2 separate regions of the Homo sapiens genome follow, and region 2 is linked to region 1. A link is an interaction called in ENCODE POLR2A ChIA-PET data of the cell type or tissue named here. Cell type or tissue: GM12878. All regions are shown on one strand. Each heading gives the region's core, and the rest is flanking DNA. Links, peaks and the distances in the headings are about the cores only.

What was found. ChIA-PET counts read pairs that join two places held together with the same protein. Peaks named below come from ENCODE experiments on the same cell type or tissue, not always from the same donor. Only the 100,000 strongest peaks of a DNase experiment are listed, where the experiment ranks them.
Region 2: POLR2A ChIA-PET joins it to region 1 with 5 read pairs; 4 of 35 experiments call an interaction of 5 or more read pairs at or near these places.

The regions. Positions count from the first base shown.
Region 1 is chr10:24,875,742-24,878,657 of GRCh38, forward strand. The region is part of intron 3 of PRTFDC1 (phosphoribosyl transferase domain containing 1); the gene reads right to left. Among named protein-coding and RNA genes, the nearest start is that of PRTFDC1, 75 kb to the right of the region's middle. In GM12878, for the core only: no CTCF peak of the experiment used is centred there; no DNase peak of the experiment used is centred there.
Region 2 is chr10:24,700,295-24,703,210 of GRCh38, forward strand. All of the region lies in intron 2 of ARHGAP21 (Rho GTPase activating protein 21), which reads right to left. Among named protein-coding and RNA genes, the nearest start is that of ARHGAP21, 22 kb to the right of the region's middle. In GM12878, for the core only: no CTCF peak of the experiment used is centred there; a DNase peak (open chromatin) is centred at 1,327; H3K4me3 peaks cover 603 bases.

The DNA.
Region 1 (2,916 bases), core at 255-2,754:
TAATCTAACATGTCTACTTCAACATTAATTAATCTAACATGTCCAATTAATTAATCTAACTTGTCTATTTCCAACACCCAAATCATATTGTTATAATTCTCATAGTTTTTTTTTTTTTTTTTTTTTTTTTAAGAGACAGGGTCTTGTTCTGTCATCCAGGCTGGAGCGCAGTGATGTAATCATAGCTCATTGCACCCTCGAACTCCTGGCTGCCAGCAATCCTCCTGCCTTGGCTTCCCAAAGTGCTAGGATTATAGGTGTAAGCCACCACGCCTGGACTTATCAGAGCTTTTTAGTATGTTTTAATACTTGATAGGGCAAGTCTACTTTTTGTTCTTTTTAAAAATTGCCTTGAGGCTGAGGGTGGTGGCTCATGCCTGCAGAGGCAGGCACTTTGGGAGGCTGAGGCAGGAGGATTGCTTGAGCCCAGGAGTTTGAGACCAGCCTGAGCAACATAGTGAGACCAACGTTTCTACCAAAACAAAACAAAACAAAAAACCCAACAAACCCAAAACTGTCTTGGTTACTTTTGTACATTTTTTTTTTCCTGTCTGGTAGATTGTACAAAGATTAACTGAATTAATGCATGTGGAACATTTAGAACAGAACCTGGCACATGTTTAGCATTCAGTAAATGCTAGACAGGATTAATTTCTTTTTAAAAAATTTTATGGCCAAGGGCGGTGGCTCACAACTGTAATCCCAGCACTTTGGGAGGCCGAGGCAGGCGGATCACGAGGTCAGGAGTTCAAGCCCAGCCTGACCAATATGGTGAAACCCCATGTCTACTAAAAATACAAAAATTAGCCAGGTATGTTGGTGCACACCTATAGTCCCAGCTACTCGGGAGGCTGAGGCAGGAGAATCGCTTGAACCTGGAAGGTGGAGGTTGCAGTGAGCCGAGGTCATGTCACTGTACTCCAGCCTGTGTGACAGAGCGAGACTCCATCTCAAAAAAAAAATTTATTATTATTTATTTTACTTTTTTATAGAGATGAAGTCTCACTGTATTGCCCAGGCTGGTCTCGAACTCCTGGCCCCAAGCAAACCTCCCACCTCAGTCTCCCAATTTCTTTTTCTTCTTTCCCCCAACCCCCCGCCCCCCGACTCAGCCCCTGAGGAAATGGCTACTCAGTCCTCCACTGGTACACTGGAGTCTAGGGCTCCCCTGGTTTAAACACTCCAGAAAAATAAGCCTTTTATTTCCCACTGGGATGGTGAAGGAAACTTAGAGGTTCAGCTTCTCCATTCAAAGGCTTTCAACCAACCTTGTTGTTTTTATTCCATTCCTTCCTTACTCCACCTTCTAAAAACCTACTCCTGAACCTTTCAGGAATTTGTGGCACGACCCCCCTACTTCTCAGTGATAGTCCCCTCCACAGGCATTTTGATGTTCACTTTCTCTATTAGGCTGAGTCAGTGCTCTTCCTTAATCAGGCACATACCACCATGCCCGACTAATTTTTTTTTTCCAGTAGAGATTGGGTCTCACTATTTTGGTCAAGCTGGTCTCAAACAACTGGGCTACAGTGATCCTCCTGCCTCAGCCTCCCAATCGTTGGGATTATGGCCGTGAGCCATCCCACCAGGCCTAACCATGATATTTTTCTAATGGTTCAAAATCATCCTATATTTCTTGGATTGATGTTTGTGTGTTTTTAATGAACGTCGCTGGTTTGAAGATAGATGAACAATCCCAAATAAAATATTATAAGTCAGATTGGTCCATTGTTTTATTTTCTTTTGCTACCTTTGTGTATTTTTAAAGCAAAGTTATGCTAGCTTCATGTAATAAGTTGGTTTTTCTATGCACTAGAAGATTCTGTATATAAATGGATTTAGCTGTTTCACTAATGTTCAGTAGAGCTCAGAAATAGTTTCATTTTATTTTATTTTTGAGACAGAGTCTTGCTCTGTTGCACAGGCTGGAGTGCAGTGGTACAATTTCAGCTCACTGCAACCTCCACCTCCCCAGTTCAAGCGATTCTCCCACTTCACCCTCCTGAGTAGCTGGGATTACAGGTATGTGCCACCATGACGGGCTAATTTTTGTATTTTTAGTAGAGATGGCGTTTCGCCATGTTGGTCAGGCTGGTCTTGAACTCCTGGCCTCAAGCAGTCTGCCTGCCTCAGCCTCCCAAAGTGCTGGGATTACATGCATGAGCCACTGTGCCTGGCCAGAATAGGTATTATTTGATCTCCAATTTGCAAATGAAGAAACAGAGACAATAAGAGTTTAAGAAACTTTCCCAAAGAGAGCTGGGTGTGGTGGCTCACGCCTGTAATCCCAGCACTTTGGGAGGCCGAGGCAGGTGGATTACTTGAGGTTAAGACCAGCCTGGCCAACCTGGTGAAACCCCATCTCTACTAAAAATACAAAAAGTAGCCTGGCGTGGTGGCGAGTGCCTGCAATTCCAGCTACTCAGGAGGCTGAGGTGGGAGAATCGCTTGAACCTGGGAGGTGGAGGTTGTGGTGAGCCAAGATTGCACCACTGCACTCCAGCCTGGGCAACAGAGCAAGACTGTATTAAAAAAAAAAAGAAAGAAACTTTCCCAAAGAGGTGCTGCTGGTAAGCGAATGAGCCCAGTTCAATCCTAGATTCGCCTGACTGCACAACATTCTTGTGTAGCACCTGACCCTCACCAGTATTCCTGGAGGGAAGAAGCACATAGTGGGTCCTCCCTGGAGAGGAACACCAAGGGGTGCAGGATCTGGCTGCATCAGTGAAGTCAGAGGCATAAGTTGAAATGGACAGGAGAAATCAACATCTCCGTAGGAATGCTGGTGGCAGAGGATGTGTGGATTTACTTAAATACAAAAGGAAACCTCTGACCTTTAGTCATGCATCTTTGGAAAAACCATTTTGGAAATATTAGGTGACCTGGGCTCTAGGTACTACATAGAGCACGCCAGAT
Region 2 (2,916 bases), core at 109-2,608, 180 kb before region 1:
TATACACAAGGTGATGAGTGTGGAAGTGCGCCGCAAGCACGTGCAGAGAGAGCACTCACACAGCACACCCACAACGCTACAGAGAGGCTGGCCTGGAGGTCAAGCCAGGAAAAAAGCCAATTTAAAGTATTACACCTAGGCAAGGCAAAACCCTCGGAGTTCTCAGCCTAAAGTCCAATTTCCAGGCTCCCTAACTGATTAAAATAATAAGAATTAAAGATGGTTTCGATTTTTCCATTTATGTTAACAATGAAATATAAAACATGAAAAATTGAGGCTTTTCTTTATGATTAGGTATTCTGGATTAATTTAGGATCTTATCCAGTGGTTGCAAAAAAGAAGTACCATTTAGCCACTTAGAATTTTTCTACATAATTATTTAAATAATATGGTAAGTGGTAACACCATAATACTTTGCATTTGTCCTAATTTTTAAAAGGATGATACAATGTAAAGTAATATTTAAAGAAAAACAAATTAAGTACCTCTCAAAAATAACCTTTAACTCTCTTTTGGCCATTGAAGGCAGAGCTTTAATGTGTGGAAGAATCACCTGACGATCTTGTTAAACTGCAAATTCTGATTCCCTAAAGTCTAGAGTGAGACCAGAACATCCGCATTTCTTACAAGCTTCCCGGAGTGTAGATACTGCTGGTCAGTTCATAGACCACACTTAAAGTAGCAAGAATTTAAGGTACCTTAAGTGTCAAAAGGCCTATTTCCAATTTCCTAGCTTATCAACGTAAAGCCTCCGTCTACTGGTGTTAGAAGCAGCTGCTGATTTTAACAGCTCTAAGGAACAGAGAACTAGGACACAATTTAACAAAACAGGAGGAGCGGAGGAGGAAGACAAGAGGAAGGAGCTTCAGGGAGAAAGCAGTAAAAATTAAAAAAAAAAATGCTCTATGCAGCCTCTCTTTCCCTCTTCCATTTGGTTTCCCCAGGGAGAGAGGGAACTTCACTAAGCTTGAGGCCTCTTTGGTGTGGGTATCTCCTTGTCGTTTCCAGTTCGAAGGATCCAATCTAGGATTCCTCCGGCTCTTCTTTCCTGAAATGGACTTATACAAAATGAGATTTCCATTAAATAATAAAAATTTCCAATCATTTTACAACCTTCTTTCAAAGAAAAAAAAAAGTGCCTTCTTTAATGGCATGATTGTTTTTCCCTTTGTAATATCTTAAATTGGAACAGAACATTTCTCTGAGAAGGGAACATGTGAATAGAACCCTAAAGAAAGCAAAGCAGCAGGCTATGCAGAGATCTGAAATGAAAGTATTTCAGGAAGTGGGAACGGTGAGTGCAAAGGCCCTGAGATGAACAGCAAAGGAGGCCAGTGTGGTTAGAGAAGAATGACTAGGGTTTGAAAAGGAAGTAGAAACAGGGTACTGGAGATAATGAAAGAAGGGAACAAAATCTCTTCAGGCCCTTGGCTTTTATGCTAATATGGGCAGCCTCTGGTGGACTCTGGTAGAATACCATGTTCATGTTCTGATGTTTAAAATGATCATACTCGATGCTGAGCTGAAAACAGACCGCAGGCTGTATACAAGTATCTACAGAAGTGATAATGCCAGGATCTCCCATGCTTGATGCTCCCCAGTATTCCTTCTGAGTTCCCTATGTATGTGGCTGTGTAATAACAGCTGTCATTGGACTTGAAGGAAACCAAGAACTGGGATTATGTGATATGCCATATATATGAAACCTTAATGCACAACTTCTTGTATCTGGCTCCATTATTACCAAACATTCAACCCCTATTTCTAAACACTGATTAGAACATTTGAAATTTATCACACACCTTGGTGAGGGGGAGAAAATACTTCCGGTTCTTTTTTTTTTTTTTTTTTTTTGAGACGGAGTCTTGCTCTGTCGTCCAGTCTGGAGTGCAGTGGCGCGATCTCGGCTCACTGCAAGTTCCATTTCCCGGGTTCACGCCATTCTCCTGCCTCAGCCTTCTGAGTAGCTGGGACTACAGGCACCCGCCATCACGCCTGGCTAATTTTTTTGTATTTTTAGTAGAGACGGGGTTTCACCGTGTTAGCCAGGATGGTCTCGATCTCCTGACCTCGTGATCCGCCTGCCTCAGCCTCCCAAAGTGCTAGGATTACAGGCGTGAGCCACCACGCCTGGCCAATACCTCCATTCTTAATTGTGGTATGGGAATAACCAGTATTGTAATCTACAACTTTTTAAAATTCACTCATCTGTCAAGAAGCCCAAGAACAATCACCTCTCTAAGATCTTCAGAATACAAAAAATGTATTGTTTTAAGGTTTTTTTTTTGGTTTTTTGTTTTTTGGTTTTTTGAGACAAGGTCTTGCTCTGTCACCCAGGCTGGAGTGCAGTGGCAGAATCTCGGTTCACTGCAACCTCCACTTCCCCGGCTCAAGCAATTGCCCCACCTCAGCCTCCCAAATATCTGGGACTACAGGTGTGCACTACTATACTCAGCTAATTGTTTTGTAAAGATGAGGTCTCACTATATTGCCCAGGCTGTTATTAAAGTTATATCCTAAAAATAGTGTCACTATGACCCAGTAATTTCACCTCTAAGACTGTATCCTATGAAAATAATCCTGAACAGGAAACAGTTTAAAACACAAAGATATTCACCACACATTATAAGAGCAGAACACTGGAAGCAATTTAAATGTTCAACAGATAAATGGTTTCAATATATATACACACACACATAATACATAGTTTATATTATAGTGTATAATATTATACACTGTACTTTACACTCTATATTATATAGGCATTGAAAATGATGTCCTAAAATGGAAAAGTGTACATAATATTCCAACTTGTAAAACCCACACACAAACTAGACACACTGGGTGAAAAAAAATGGCAGTATCAATATATTAACAGGAGTTGAATTTGAAGGATTTAATTAAGTAAACCAATTT